Linked DNA regions of Homo sapiens: region 1 is linked to region 2. Evidence: read pairs that join two places in POLR2A ChIA-PET (ENCODE). Cell type or tissue: IMR-90. All regions are shown on one strand.

Region 1 (5,000 bases), 200 kb before region 2:
AACAGTAGACTTGGCCTAAATATGCTTGTGGAGCAGCTGGGGGCCTGCATCTGTCATGGGTAAAATACTTTACTCATTTGTGGGAAGTGGGTCCCCTTTTGTAGGTTGTCAGGGCTCAATTTAGTCCCTGAAAAAGATGTCACCCTATTATTTTATGTGGTCCTCAGCTTAAAAAGGTGTCTAACTGTAAGTACTACACCTCTAAAGAGAGATGTTAGAAATAATCACTGCCTTGGAAAAAAGATTCTAATAAAGCAAATTTTAAAAACAAATACAAAGCCAAATTTCTCCTAAGCACAAGAGTTTGAATATGTAGAAGGTCATTTTATTTGTTTTTTGTTTGTTTTGTTGAGTAGTAGAAGGAAAAGATCATATGACTTCATATAACCCACATGGCATCTGGGAGCACTTTGCTCTTAAAATTTAAGTAGATTGGTCAAGCTTCCATTCCATACATAGTCTCAGGCTCAATCCAAAGATTTTTATAACTTTTCAGGGACATGGGTCCTTGTGCTTAAGTTTCTGCTCCTGTGAATGTTTTGTTTGTTTGTTTTTCCTTTTTTGGTCGTTTATGATTTTTTTTCCCGGATATTGTCTCTATTCTGTACTGTGTGTGGGTTCAGAAATGAAGTTCACCTTCTTGCCTTGATTTCTGCAAATAAAAACTCAACCCAATCATAAAAGCCTCTGTATGTGTAGTGGATTCTACTGGATGTCTGGAGAGACAAAAAGAATTCCAGAAGTAGATATTCATTCAGCACAAACAACTTTGATTTAACAGCAGAGGGCCCTATTCTTGAAAAGCCCTCTCAACCACCCTCCCCTTCAAGATTTCTTAAAGCGTGTTCTACCAGTATTCAACCTCTGGCCATCAAGATGGCTCTTTTTTCCTTCTCTTCCATCTTTCCTTTCAAATTTCTTTTTACCGTAATGTCCCCAGAATTTTATTTTCTTCTTCCTCGATCATATAGAGCATATCTGCTCTTTCCAGCCTTACTCCCAAGCCCTTCTTCAGACCTATCATTGCACATCTGAAACCAATCAAGGTACCCCTCATAAACCAAAGGACCACCTGAGACTGCTCCCTTTCAGCCCATGGTTATCATAAGGGTCCATGAGAACCATCTGCAAATCTTGTTAAAATTTCAGATGCTGGTTTATCAGGTTTGGGGTTGGCTGAGGAATATGTATTTTTAATAGTCATGATTTGATTCTGTTAGAGGGATCTTCAGCTTATTCTTTGAGAAACTCTGTAGTCTAACAAGACTCATCCTCTGCAGAAGGCAGTTGGAGTCCAGAGAGCATTTTTTTTCTCTTTTGCATATACGGTAAACCTTAGTCCAAACAGAGCCCTGGAAAATATGCATGGTGATTGGAGTTAAACATCCCTGCATCATCCTGTTGCTCAGACTATCTTGCTTACCAAAGACCATGCTCTTTTTAGAAGCTCTATCAATTAAAACTTTGGTACACTCATCAGGAAGGGATAAGACTCATATTTCTCCTGTCTTAAGAGGATTTCTCTTGCTATGAAAATGGTTGTATTCACTTGAACAGGCACAGTGACTGGTTTAGTTAAGGGACATAGAAGATAAAACTTGTTTGGGGACAACCCAGGGAACTTAAAGGATCAGTGAGCAAGACTATCTTGTTAGCAGAGTTCCACATTATTTTATATTTTTATTAATTAATAGTTTGTGATAAGTTCATATGTTAATTTGAGTAACAGCATTACTCAATGAGGGTAGCTTTTTTGCAACTCATTTTACATTATAGCTTTGTCCTTTTTGAAAAATAATTTAATTACAAAAAATCAGAAAACTGATTGGAGGGTGATTATCAAGTGTATAAATTATCCATACTATGAATTGATAAATTTCCTTATATAAATGCATTTTAAATTATTCATTTTATAAAAATGAGATGTATGCTTTTCAGGAAGATATCAACTCTTGTGTGAATAAATAAATATCTGTATTATTCCTAAGAAGTTTACTGTCTTTTGGCACGCTTCTGTCATTTTTCTGTCTTAATTATTAGCTCTTTGAATAGAAGAGCTAAGTTTTCTATTTTTTTCCTTTCCTTGACACATGTATCCAGTGATTTCTGCCCACAGTGGGTGCTCAGGAAATGCTGATGCCCTTCATCCCCATAACTATGTTATATTCTCCTCCTTCCATTAATAGTGTGTGAATCTAACTAATAATTTACCCACCTAGTGTGCCCTGGATTCTTCCTTCTAAAGTGGGATAAAAATAATAGCTGATCCCAGGAATGTCTACCATCCTAAAGACTCCTGGAGTCTAGAACTGCATTCCTGAAGTAGTTCTCTCATCCACTGGTAGATTTTCTGTAACAATCTGCCTTTTTTTTTTTTTTTTCTTGATAGTGTCTCTCTCATGTTTAAGCTTTTTTCGGAATCAAGCCCACATTCTTCAGCACGGCATTGAAGACTCAGGAGCCCTCCCAGTCTGGCCCCATGCACAGATGGAAGGCTTTCTTTCCTGGTCCTTATCCTTCTCTGCACAATACTCCAGTCACACCACACCATGGACTGCTCTCTGACCCTCATGGCATTCCAGTGGCGTTATGCTCTCATACAGCCTTCCTCATTTGCCCACCTTGCTTGTCTCTGACTCATATTCTATTCCAAGGCTAAGCTCAAATGTCATCATATCTCTCAAACTGTCCCTCACACTCCCACCCCCACATGATTTAGTTGTATTCTGCCTTTTGTTCCACAGGTCTTTGTACATCATGGTATTATGGTGTTTAAGTCTGTACATATGTATTTGTATTGCCATCCCCAACCCAGGCTCCAAGCCTTCTGAAGGTAGAAAACTGTATCACATAAATGAAGAATGAATGAATGAATGAATGAGTAAATATTTAGCCTATCTGTCTGAACTGCCTGCTCTGTCTTAGCCATTGGAAACATGCTTAGAACTAAATCATTTTCTAAGAAACAATAGTCTTCCTTAGTATTAATTTTATATTATTTTTCTCTCTTCTCTCCAAGCCCTTATCACTTGGATTCTTGCTATTTTACTTTTGCTTTAAGATATCCCTGTTGTCTTATTAACTACTTTGAGTCCTACACAGATTTATGTAAGTGAGAAATATACAATATCCTATGTACCTCACCTGAGCTAAATAAAATCATTTTCCATCAAAGGAAGCATCACTGTTTTCACTTCTCTTTTCCTTACTATATTTTGGATAAAGATGATGTAGGCTTTTCATGCGCCAATCAAGTTGCATAATGTTTTTGAGTCAGTATTATTTACCAATTTATCTTGCTTCTGCATATATTGTTGGCTATGATTATATGACAGTTTCTCTTGTCTAACACACATTTACAAAATCAAAATTTTCTAATTCTCTTTAGTTTTGCTGGTGTCATTATGTATGCCATAGTTGCAAAATTGTGTTTTGTGCAACAATATAGAAGAATAAAATACAAAGGATGAAAAGAGACTCAACAAGGAGAGATAATCTTAAACTTGTCATAAAATAAAAGTGAATTTCCTAAAATTATTAATATGGTGACAAGTATATACAAATTTTGCATTAAATAATTGGGTGTAAATTCTTAACCCTAAGAAAGCTTATTGAACGATGGCTTTTTGATGTATGGAATGGATTGTTTACCAAATGAAGCAACATAACAGATATCTCTGGAATAACCAGCTTTACAGCTGACAGCAAACTCCTTAGGCCAAAGACTTTACATGTTTGGCACATTGTACTTATTGTACATCAGTGCTGTTTAAATATTTAATAGCAGTTGCTCCCATACCTATTCCTGGCTGGTCTAGCCTTCCTGACTTGTCATGTTCGTAATCAAATATGTATTTCTACATTAATCATTTGGGGTGTGGTGCCACTTTTAATCCCAGGTGGGATGATGCCATCTTCTGAAGGCTTGGTTGTGCTCTGGGTGACTAGAATAAAGATAATTAGCTATGAATATCAAACATTACTTTTTCTTTTTCTTATTTAAAAATATGTTCCTTTTTAGAGATAGATTCTTTGCGGAGTGAGTGTATTTTTTTCTAAAGATGAAGTAGTCACTGTTTTTGAAAATACTCTAGGACCTGGGCTTCATCATCCAGGCTTTATAACTAATGACGTGACCTGACCTCTCTGGTCAGTTTGGTTATCTGTAAAGAAATCCTCCTGGGCTAATTGCAAATGTTTCCAGCCCCAGAGTTTTAGTGTTATTGCCTATTTCCAGTTGTAATATTTGTGCTTATTTACTTAGAAGAAATAAATTAGTTTACTTTTAATTTTTACTGGGGAATGTAAAAAAAAAGTGCTCCTACTTAAATGTTTAATCTGTTTTGTGATTTATTTCTTTAAGGGGAATTTACCCAATATTCATTATATAGAAAAAGAGTCATGGCAACATATGAGAACTCCAAAGCATATACATATAGAATAACCTAGCTATTTAATTATGTAAATTTTAAAAGAAAAACAAAATGTAGTGATAGAAAAGAACAAAATCTCTTGGATCTGGAGAACAAAAGACTACTAATTGTGTGAACTGTGACCCTTGGGTTCTTTATCAATTAAACAGGAATCTTTCTGTTTACCAGAGAACAAGAAATGAGATAAAGACATGAAGATCCATTGTGACTGTGGACACTACGATAGGGGAAAAGTTTCTTTTTAAAAAAATTTTAATTGTTGTGGGTACATAGTATATGTTTATATTTATGGGGTATATGAGATGTTTTGATATGGGCATACAATGTGTAATAATCACATCAGGGTAAATGAGGTATCTTTCACCTCAAACATTTATCCTTTGTGTTATAAACAATCCAGTTATACTCTTTTAGTTATTTTTAAACACACAATTGAATTACTATTGACTGTAGTCACACTGTCATGCTATCAAATACTAGATATTTTTGTGTAAAGATAGTGCTAACAGACTGATGCTTTGTTTTCTGGCAAGGGGAGTGCCTTCATCTTCATCCACTCACACTTTC
Region 2 (5,000 bases):
GTGGTGTATGCCTGTAATCCCAGCAACTTGGGAGGCTAAGGCAGGAAAATCACTTGAACCCAGGAGACGGAGGTTGCAGTCAGCCAAGATCGCACCATTCCACTCCAGCCTGGGCAACAACAGTGAAGCTCCATCTCAAAAAAAAAAAAAAAAAAAACAGATGTAATGCATGAGAAATAATCATGAATAATTATTTCACTAAGGTACAAATTTTAAATACAAAGGTATTTACTTTTCATTTGTATAATTCGTATACACATTCGTCTTCCAGTGTGGGACATCAACACTGTAGTTAATGAGAACAATAAAAATAATATAGCTAAAATATGTTTTTCTTCATTTTTAAATTTATAATATGAAGTTATTTTATTTTACTAAAAAAATTCACATATATATTTCAGAGGGCCATATGGAGTTATTAAAGTCCTAACCCCCAATGAGAATTATTCTTTATTTACATAATCACTAATGATGGTGAATTTTCTTATGCTAACTAGAAACTTTAAAATTCAAATTGCTTTAATTTGAATTTTGTATTTTCTTATTATTTTAACTCTTCTGGAAAATACTTCCAATTGAGTATTAGAATTCCTATACATTGAATTAAAATGATTATCTGGTGAACACTTACTAAGTGCAAGGCACTATGCTAAAAGCTGTGCAGATGAGATTGAATCAGACAGCCCTTTTGCTCAAGGAAGTCATTGACTCATAAGGTCTTCAGTAAAAAATATTATAGAGGATGAATAAATCAGGATATCCTTTGATAGATTCAGTTGAAGGTATAACTATAATGCATGTTTTTCAGGCATGTCCTTATATTACTCTCAAGTACGAAAAGCTGTAGACAACATTTTAAGGCACCTTGATAAAGAAGTAGGAAGGTGTATGATGCTGACTAATGTACAGATGTTAAACAAAGAACCGGAAGACATGATCACGTGAGTACAGTAAAGACTAAGTTATCAGTGAAAGATTAACCAGAAAACACAAGTAGAGAGTATTCTCATTTATTCTGTATTTTGTTTTCATCTTCTTAGGGTTCTAAAAAGTAGTAAAGATAGTTAAAAAAAAACCTTCACAGTATTTGATTAACTATAAAAATAAGGTCATATCTGTGATTGATCTATTTTATTTATATCTCAAGTATCACTAGGTCAGTAAGTTAGAAAATGAGGACCATGACCCACTAGTCCATGTTTTTCAGAAATGGCATTTTGTTCCCAGGCACCATCACAACTCATGTGACATAGTGACATCCCAAATTTACAGACATTCCATCTTTATACATCTCGTGACAGTTCCTACTTCATAGTTTCTGTGTGATTGTATCACAGACTGCATCACAGAAAGCATTTTAAGAAAGCATGCGTAGCTTCAAATGTATTCAAATCAAGTATTCTTATTCAAAATCTGAAGATCTAGATTGACAATTAGAACTTGCATTTGCTGTTTTTGTTTAACTATGGCAGGAACTAGGATTAAGTTATAATTCTATATTTTAAGAAAGTTTGGACTGTGTTGTTGGGCTATGAATTAAATTACATTTGATAGCTGTGGCATAATTTCCAAAAATATAATTAGGTAAATTTCTTCTGTCATCCATCATTTTCAACTGCAAATATAAGAATTAATCTGAAGATTGTTACCTATATAGAGAGATTCATATTGTGGTGTGCATTTTTTTTTGTGATAGTAACATGTGCTCGTGATTAAAGCAAAGGCAAAAATGCAGAATTATTTAAAATATGTATTTGGTAGAATCTAAAGTTAAAATAAAAGCCTCCTCAGAGCCTCACATGAAATCTGCAGCCGTTTCTTGGATCAATGTGATTCCTTCCAGACCTTTCCTTATGTCAATACAAATGTATGTGTATACATACCTCCTTTTCCCCACAAAAGTGGGATAATACAATGCATATTATCCTGCAGCTCACCAATTACTCGATTTAAATAGTATGAGATGATGTTGCTTTAGACTTTTCAACCGAAATAATAGCAGAATTTATATTGACCAAGATTAATAACGTTAAAAATATTATCTACAGTTCTAGTTCTTACCTCACAAATTGCCAGATTATCAATAAACTTTCAACCTCATTTTTCCATACTTCTTGCATATATTAAAGCCATTTTCAATTTATAATGTAGAAGATATAAAAAATGCATTACGCCAGGCATGGTGGCTCACACCTGTAATCCCAGCACTTTGGGAGGCCAAGGCGGTCAGACCACTTGAGGTCAAGAGTTCAAGACCAGCCTGGCCAACATGGCGAAACCCCATCTTTACTAATAATACAAAAATTAGCCGGGCATGGTGGCGTGCACCTGTAATCCCAGCTACTCGGGAGGCTGAGGCAGGAGAATTGCTTGAACCCGGGAGGCAGAGATTGCAGTGAGCCAAGATTGCACCACTGCATTCCAGCCTGGGCGACAGTGAAACTGTTCCAAAAACAAACAAAAAGAAATGCATATAGCTGTTTCCTCAAAAAAAAAAAAAAAAAAAAAAAAAGAGCTTTAAAGGACAACCATATTCGTAATCAATAGGCATCATAAGATAGGTTCAGGACAAAAACATTATATTCAAAATCATAAAAAGGTACATGTTTAAATGTAAACATTTTATTTATGTTTTAATCAATGTTCAAACTTTTTCTAAGGTTCTTCTTTACTTTTTCCTATTCAAACATCTTAAGACCTCCAGATAGGGCTAGAAATATTTTTCGTGCTAGAATTCAAGGCAGATTCCTAAATAACTCATTGCATCATTTCTTAAAAAAAAAAAATAAGGAAGAAGAGAAATGTTAGGGAATCATATAAGCATTTAGGAGAAGAGGGTGGAGGCCCACACAACACTAATGGAACAGTCATTGGAGTTGATATTTGAAGCTGGGCCACCACTTTCCCAGGCCCTACGCAGGGTAAGAACTTGAACATTGAACATTCTGTGTTGCTCAGTCTTTATTCCATATCCCTTTTGTGGTTCATGCTAGTACAAAAAAAGAAAGAAAGGAAGAAAGAAAATAACAAGTAAAGAATAATAAATAATAATTTTAACATCTGTTAATATATTTTCTTAATTATATAATTTTGGGGATTTATATGCTTCCCATAAAAGGCCAGACAGCAAAGACTGCAGTAGTAAGAGGAAATCATGCAGCAATTAGTTTCTAATCTAGGCTTGTTTTATCATCTTGGAAGTCTGGCAGAGTTCGCCCTTACACTTCAGGCCAGGCAAGGTCATCCATTTTCCGACAGATATAAAAATAATCCCAGCTGTTAAAAACATCTGGTGAGCAAACTAGTAGAACTGTTTAAACTACTCACTGTGTTACAAATGAACAATTAGAAGAGATCTCTAGGCTCTAACACTGTACAGCTATTGAGGATATCTGAAAACATTTCTTTCCTTGGCTGATTGGAAAGCCCTGTGCAACTGCTTCCTCTTCTCCAGGGTCCTCAACAGCTCGTGCAAAAGCTCTATGGATGACAAAAGTCATAAGATTATTAAGAAAATAATCTTATGACTGCCCACAAAAGCAGATTATTTTGGAAGACAACATATTATGTGTTTTATTTTTCATATAAACAATTTTTTATTAATTCTTAACAAACTTGTAAAAGCACAATAAAAGGTAATGTCACAGAGCAAAATTGCTGCTTGATTATGATCTTTAGATTACACAGAGGATTGATTCTGCTAGTTGCATTTCTATTCTGACTACAGTTACTGTTCCAAAAAGGAATTATTTTTATGCTATTTTGCATTTTCATTATTGTGCTTGTGTCCTTGGATCACATTAATTTGGTACTGATTCTATATTTATGCTCAGAAGACTAAGTCATCAGACTTTAGATATGCTGTTATATATTATCACTTGGGTCATTTGAAAGATTTTGGTGGGTAGTTTATTCCATAAAGGTTACAGATAAAATAAGTGGTTAAAAATCTAACAGTTACCTATTAAAACAACTAAAAATTGAAATAACACAAAATATATATTTCTCCTTCACATTTTCCAACAGAATGCAGAAGGCATTAATTATCATTAAACATTCATATTCTCAAGAAATTAATTAAAAATAGAGAAGGAAATCTCCATAGAGGTGAGGCCCATCGGTATCACTTTAAAAGTCAGAAATGGGTGCACAACTATATACATTTCAGAATTTTACTTATTTTGAAAGATTTATTTTGGAAGCACTTAAATTTTTAAAAACAGGACAAAGAGCTCTAGGGGAGAAGCATAACTCATCAGGGAGAGAAGCTGCTAGATATCACAATTACAAAAGGCACCATTCCATATATATATACTCCATTTTTAAATGCTGAATGAAATACATTTCTTCATGTGGATGTACTTAGCCATTTCTGTGATTCTGGTATTTTAAATGCAACTGGACTAGACCCAACTAAAGGGCAAATTCAAGGCAAAATACTATTGATATCAGCATTTTTCTTTTCAGATATATACCTCTGTCTTACATTTAAATTACTTAAAGTTTTATTAGAACTGGTCAAGCTACAAAGGGCATAAACATTTGAGAGTAATATGGAGCTAACACCAGGCTGTGACTCAGAAGGCATGGATTCTAGTCTTTGTTCATGCACTTAATTCATTTTGTTTTTATTTTCACAGCTTTTTGACCTATTTTAAAATTTTGTCTTCTAATTCTAGGGGTGAGAGAAAGCCAAAAATAGATCTTTTCAGGACCTGTGTTGCTGCTATTCCTCGACTGCTTCCTGATGGGATGTCAAAACTTGAACTTATTGACTTACTGGCTAGGTAGGTGAGAATATTATTTGGCCAAAATTAATTTCGATCCTTTGTTGTGACTCCTGAAAAAAAAATAGAATGGTAGTTTACAATTAACAAATATTTACCAAATGAGGTACTGGGTATGGGCAGGAAAAAACAAATTTTTAAAAATTATTTTTCCCATATTCAAGGGGTTTAAAATCCAACTTAGAAGCAAATACGTAAGCACGTAAGGTCGCT

What was found. Peaks named below come from ENCODE experiments on the same cell type or tissue, not always from the same donor. Only the 100,000 strongest peaks of a DNase experiment are listed, where the experiment ranks them.
Region 1: POLR2A ChIA-PET joins it to region 2 with 6 read pairs; 2 of 35 experiments call an interaction of 5 or more read pairs at or near these places.

Annotation. Positions count from the first base shown.
Region 1 is chr13:31,960,565-31,965,564 of GRCh38, forward strand. No RefSeq gene overlaps it. Among named protein-coding and RNA genes, the nearest start is that of FRY-AS1, 69 kb to the right of the region's middle. In IMR-90, no CTCF peak of the experiment used is centred here; no DNase peak of the experiment used is centred here; H3K27ac peaks cover 106 bases.
Region 2 is chr13:32,156,465-32,161,464 of GRCh38, forward strand. FRY (FRY microtubule binding protein) reads left to right here. Exons shown (of 61, transcript NM_023037.3): 16 at 809-941; 17 at 4,680-4,787. Among named protein-coding and RNA genes, the nearest start is that of FRY, 130 kb to the left of the region's middle. In IMR-90, no CTCF peak of the experiment used is centred here; no DNase peak of the experiment used is centred here; H3K27ac peaks cover 370 bases.